Regions from separate parts of the Homo sapiens genome. Here region 1 is linked to region 2. Evidence: chromatin loops called from intact Hi-C (ENCODE). Cell type or tissue: endothelial cell of umbilical vein. All regions are shown on one strand. Links, peaks and the distances in the headings refer to the core of each region. The heading gives the core; the rest is flanking DNA.

Evidence for each region. A loop is a pair of places that touch in the nucleus more often than their neighbours do. Peaks named below come from ENCODE experiments on the same cell type or tissue, not always from the same donor. Only the 100,000 strongest peaks of a DNase experiment are listed, where the experiment ranks them.
Region 1: it touches region 2 in a loop (10-fold over the local background); 2 of 110 quality-filtered maps call a loop at or near these places.

What each region holds. Positions count from the first base shown.
Region 1 is chr14:38,254,957-38,257,760 of GRCh38, forward strand. CLEC14A (C-type lectin domain containing 14A) reads right to left here and starts at 1,137. Exons shown (of 1, transcript NM_175060.3): 1 at 1-1,137. The coding sequence starts at 1,066. It overlaps LOC112268136 (a long non-coding RNA gene), which reads left to right and starts at 1,089. Exons shown (of 5, transcript NR_169588.1): 1 at 1,089-1,489. RefSeq lists an enhancer at 319-946. In endothelial cell of umbilical vein, for the core only: a CTCF peak has its summit at 1,683 (motif pointing right); DNase peaks (open chromatin) are centred at 425, 1,465 and 2,715; H3K4me3 peaks cover 1,732 bases; H3K27ac peaks cover 2,500 bases.
Region 2 is chr14:39,013,988-39,016,791 of GRCh38, forward strand. No RefSeq gene overlaps it. Among named protein-coding and RNA genes, the nearest start is that of SEC23A-AS1, 88 kb to the right of the region's middle. In endothelial cell of umbilical vein, for the core only: a CTCF peak has its summit at 1,573; a DNase peak (open chromatin) is centred at 1,574.

The DNA of each region.
Region 1 (2,804 bases), core at 298-2,797, 760 kb before region 2:
ACATCGTGCTCTGTGATCCCCATCGAGGAATCTCAGGAATAGATGTTACTGAATTGTCTTGTTCAGGGACAAGTGGTGTCTCTCCCAGCTTCTCGTCGACCCTGATTGGCCATGTTCTCTGCGGCACGGGGCTGGTTGCAGTGGCCGGCGGGCGCCTGGTGGGCACCCCGGTCCCCCCAAGGGTCGGCTGTCCTTCCCCACTGGTCACACAAGAGCGGCCGTCCTTCCCCAGCTCGAAGCCCGTAGCACATTCGCAGGCAAAGCCTCCCAAGTCGTCTAGGCAGTTAGGGAGCTCTGCGCATTTGCCAGCACGGAGGTACCTCCCGGGGCAGGGACACAACACATCGCCCGAGAGTTTGTCCCAGCGAGCGCCGATTTCGTCCGCGATGCAAGTAACTGAGATCGGGAGCTGTCCCCGGCAGAGCGCACTCACCTCGGTCCCAGGTGGACTGAAGTCCAGAGCGGCGCTGTGCAGCTGGAAGGGCGCGCGATAGCTCAAGTTAGAGGCGGCCCCGGGGCGCGGCGCAGGACACAAGACCTCAAACTGGTACTTGCACAGGTAGCCGTTGGCGCGCAGGTGGCATCGCATCTCCTTCCAGCCTGCGGGCTCGACCCCACCGGTGGCCTGGAGTACCGCGCATCTCCGCGCGGTGCAGGAGCGTTGGGGCTCCTCCACCCACTGCAGCGTGTCGCTTTCGAGACCGCCGGGGTCGGAGGACAGCCAGGAGAAACCCCGCAAAGGCTCGTTCTCCAGGGTGCAGTGGGAACGCCTGCGCTCCAGTGCGACCCAGAACAGCAGGTCTTTGGAGCCCCCTCCGGGCCCTGGGCCTGCCCGCAGGAGCGCGAGCACAGCGCGCAGCTCGGCGCCCGCACGCACGGTGCTGAGCGCCCCACCTCGCAGGATGCAGGCCTCCTCGGCCGCCTGCCGCTTCATGGTAGCGTGGTGCAGGCTGTAGCAGGCCCCCGAGGCCGAGCAGCCAGCACGGTCGGCAGTGGGGTGTTCGCCGCCGCCCGGCCCGGGCCAGAGCGCCTGCCAGAGGAGGCACAGGGCGAACGCCGGCCTCATTCTCTGAGGCCCCGCACGCAGAGCTGCTCCCAACTTGGATCTGTCCCGCTCGAGGACGCAGAGCTGTGTCTGGAGCGCGGTCACCGCCCTCTACAGCTGGCTTCCCCAACCCGGTTCCCCCTCCCTTCCCCTCCGCCCTCGCTCCCGACGGACCCCCCAACTGCCAAGAATCCCCCCGCGGGCCCAGCGGCCAACAGTTTCCCTTAGGCCGCGACAGGAAATGTGTGCGGAGCGCTGCCAGGCCCGGTGCAGCCCTGAGTTATTCTGGGGTCAGGAACACAGCTGGCGCCGGGTACAGGGGACGCAGTCGACTAGAAGGTCAAACACCCTGCTTAGAGCAAGAGGAGAAATTCGCCACTGGGATGAAGTGTGTGGTTTTTCTCCGTTCAGGGAGTTTCATCAGGACCGCAGAACCCATAACACGTAAGCGAACATAGGCAGGAAGGACTTGAGAAAGGAACTGGCTTATGATTATAAGACCACGCCCGTCTATTGTGTTTCTGTCCGGAGCTGTGGAGTTAGCGTCAGAATAATTCGTAGACGGCTCCAGTGTTTGGGGGGCCTGTGCCTGTGGGGGAAAAATATGTTGTGAAACAACTTAGCAACTGCTTTTGCCACCAGAGGCAGCACTATTTAACCGCATATCTCTCTATGGGTCTTTGCTTCTCTATTATGTCAAGAGATTTCAGGAGTCCTAACTACTAAAGAATTTGGAGTTGTTTGGGTATTTTAAATGGGAAATTCTGCTTCTTCCATCAGCACTTGCTTTAGAAATTTATTTTTCACTTCCACGTGTTTCTCTTTGAGTTAGACCATATTGATTCATTACAGAAAGGAAATGTATTTCTAGGACTAAATGAAAAATAATGACCATAGATCTTAACAGTTAGGTTGTTAGCTTTCCTTGCCACTGTATTGGTTCAAAAATTCTTCAAGTTTATAGGTTATACATAAATGAGTTCGTGGCCTTATAAATATTCGAGAACAACTGCCCTATGTGTGATTTTAGCCTTGAACTATTTTAGTATCATTTTCTCCTATGATTGAGTGGCAGCATTTATAATAGTAAGTTGTAAACATCTCCTTTAAGGAAAATTAGAGTTCCTTAAGAAATTAAAATGTTTATTCCATTATAATGAATATTGTATACTGTCAAAAAATATCTTGTAATTTGAAAGATGGGTGAGCCAATTTCTTTAGAATTCCAGTGGGTGTTTTGTTTTAATATAAACATTTCAACTCAGTGGGAAGTGGCAAGGAATTAAAGATGAATAAAGAAGTAAAGGTTAAAAACTGTACTGTTATGAAAGGATTTCTTGTTAGCAACTTAGACAATTCAGTATCAGTTTAGAAAACGTACATTCTATCTTGGTTCATAATGGCCAAATACGTTGCCATCAGAAATACATAGAGAGTTTCAGCTAAGCCCTCTTAGAGATGTCTGATGCTTTTAAATATCTTTAATCAGAATGAAAGTTGCCATTCCATGGATAATGCATATAAGCTCACTTTGTTTTACTGCATTCAGGTTGATGAGGGGTGGGAGGGAAGGTTTCAGGATCACATCTGTATGCTTCCATCTTATTTTTACCATAACTCTCATTCTTCTTTCCTCCTGGAAATTCCATGTATCTTAACAAACAACAGTAAGCCTATGAGTCATCATCATACTTACCTTGCTTTTGCTGAGTATGGAGCTTTGCACTAGGATTTCTCTCCTGCCCTATTTCCCAATTTA
Region 2 (2,804 bases), core at 147-2,646:
TCAATTCATGTTGCCAGGTAGTAATAAAAACATTATTAGACATTATCAGTAAAGACATATTAGTAATAAAGATGTTATTAATGCACGTGATGATATATTTGTATACAATCTGTACAGTGCAATCTGTGGGTATCACTACTTACCAGTTGTGCAACCTGTCACAGGTCTTTGAGCCTTAGTTTCCTGGTATGTAAAATGTAGATAATAATGTGGATGTAGGGTACCAGGGTCAGGCATGGTGGCTCACACCTGTAATCCCAGTGCTTTAGGAGGCCAAAGCAGGAGGATCACTTGAGCCCAGGAGTCAAGACCAGCCTGGGCAACAAAGTGAGACCTTGTCTCTGCAAAAATAATAATAATAATGTGGAGTACCTGATAGACAATGAAGAGTTGGAGAGTAATGCCTCTCATTTGAATGACAGCCAGCACTTACAGGGCATATATTAAGCGCCAAGCAGTGTTCTAAATATATTATAGGTACTCAATTGTTTAATCTTCATACAACTCTATGAAGTAGGTGCCTATGATTTTCCCCATCTTGCAGCTGAAGAAAGAGGCCCAGAGAAGTTAAGAAATGTGTCCAGTGTAATTCGACTGGGAAATGGCAAAGCTGGGCTTTGAATCTGTACAGTGTTCCAGAGTCTGTGCTCCTATACATTTCACCCTGCCATTCCTCTGCTGTTTGCATTTGTGCTTAAAGTCAACATCAGTGGAGTCTTGTCCCCTAAAAGATATGGAACATATCTGTTTTTCCTTCTTCACTAGATGAAAATATATTTGATTATATTTTAAAAAGAAAATGTCTGAATCTAAACTCTGCTGCATTACCTCTACTGGAAATAGCAAATACTCAGACATAGATACTTAGAAATATCTGAGACACCACTATTTCTAACGTTTACCAAGCTGTTTATCCCCACAGAAGAAGCCCCCCACTCAGATAAGTAATTCACTCAAGCATGGAAACTGAGTAGGAGAGAATTTTTAACATTTTAGAATCTTCCACTAGATATCACTTTCTGACATAAATTCCCCTGACTATGGGTCTAGTGCTTTTGCTGGATCAAAAGTATTACTGCACTTTTAAATCTATACTTAGGTTGTGACCAAAATGAAAATGTGGCCAAAATATTAAATATTCTGCAAGAAATAGGTTAAAAATGTGGTCACATGTGAAGATGCTAGGATGAGGTGACCTCAAAATCCCACCCAACCTTTCTTGTTGTGCTATAGAATCCATAATTGCTGCTTTTAAAACAGTTGACTTACAGAGCATATAAAGAATTTCATTTATTTATAATTTTTTATGGGAACTCAGACTTTGAAAGTCTTTCATGCATGGTGTGCAGCTGAAGTCATTTTTCAATTTTGTACCCTTTCGGCAAACTATGTTTTACTTTTGGGGTCCAATTATTTCAGACATGAGCAAGGATTACCTTTTAAAATCAAGGACTAAAGCTTGGGTGTTGATAGAAAAAAATCACATAAAGAATTATTAATAGAAAAGTTCAGAATTTAAAGTGGAGAAAGATACTAAAAGCCTTGAGTTTCCTATTACAGAAGGAGCTACTGCCTCCCTGCGGTGATGAAGTGTCAGTGCCTTCAAACTACATTTGTCTCTTGATTGAAGTTTAGTTATCCTTAGCACTTTCAGATATGAAAAGCTTTCCTCTTTCTTTTTAGTTTATCCCTCTCGAATTTCTTTCTTTCGTCATTCTCTTATTTGCTCAAAGAAGCTTTAATAATATTAAAAAACAGAGTGAATTTAAAATGTTCACTCAGTTCAAAAGCTATTTCAGCAACCCTACAAATAAGTACAAAGTGAAAATAATAGAGAGAAATGTAATATCTCCCAATAGAACAAAAAAGCGCAGAATAATTTGTGACTCCCAACACAAATTTTCACAACCCTTCTAAAATTTAATAGTAAAGAACACTTGGCTAGAAATAAAATTGTAATATTAATTTTTTTAAATCACAAGATTCAGAAATAAGGGAGAATACACGCTAATGTATATAAGTCATCTAACACATGGAAAAATATTTCATTGATTATTTTAAATGAAATTACAATTTTCTTTCCAGGGAGTGTTTTGGGAAGATAATTGATTAAATCCTGTATGCTTCTCTCCCCGCAGATATCTGAGTGGTAGGTTAGTTCTAACTTTCTACAATCATGAGCAAGTGCTATTTTTAGTACAAGGTACTGCTCCATAAGTCATATTTATCCCTAGTCTATCAGCAGGTATGTAACCTACATACTACTGCATATAACATTATTGAATGATAATATCCCTGAGCTATTTTTTTAGCCACAACTGCCAAAAAATACCTACTGATGTTATGCAAGATGTTATAAAGTTGTGCAAAGGAGTGTCCATGTTTGGCTCAGACTCCAGGCAAGTAGGGCATTTCTTCACTAGAACACCCTTCCTGTGGCTACAGCCCACAAAAAAATCCCCACACTGCAGAGTGGACACAGCAGGCAGAAAGAACACGAACACACAACACTGCAGAAAGCTGTAGCAGCATCTCATTATTTTTATTAACAAGAATAGTAGACAGATGGCCTCATCCAGCATTTTGGAGAAAAGCATGGCCTTTCATTAGAATCCGTTGATAAGGATTCAGCTCTTAAGGTCTCTCTCTCTCTGTCTCTCTCTGTCTCTCACTCTCTCTCTCTCTCTCTCTTTCTTCACGGGCTGTCACTCTGCTGCCTAGGCTGGAGTGCAGTGGCATGATCATAGCTCCGTTCGGTTTTAAACACATGGGTTAAATCGATCTCCCACCTCAGCCTCCCAAGT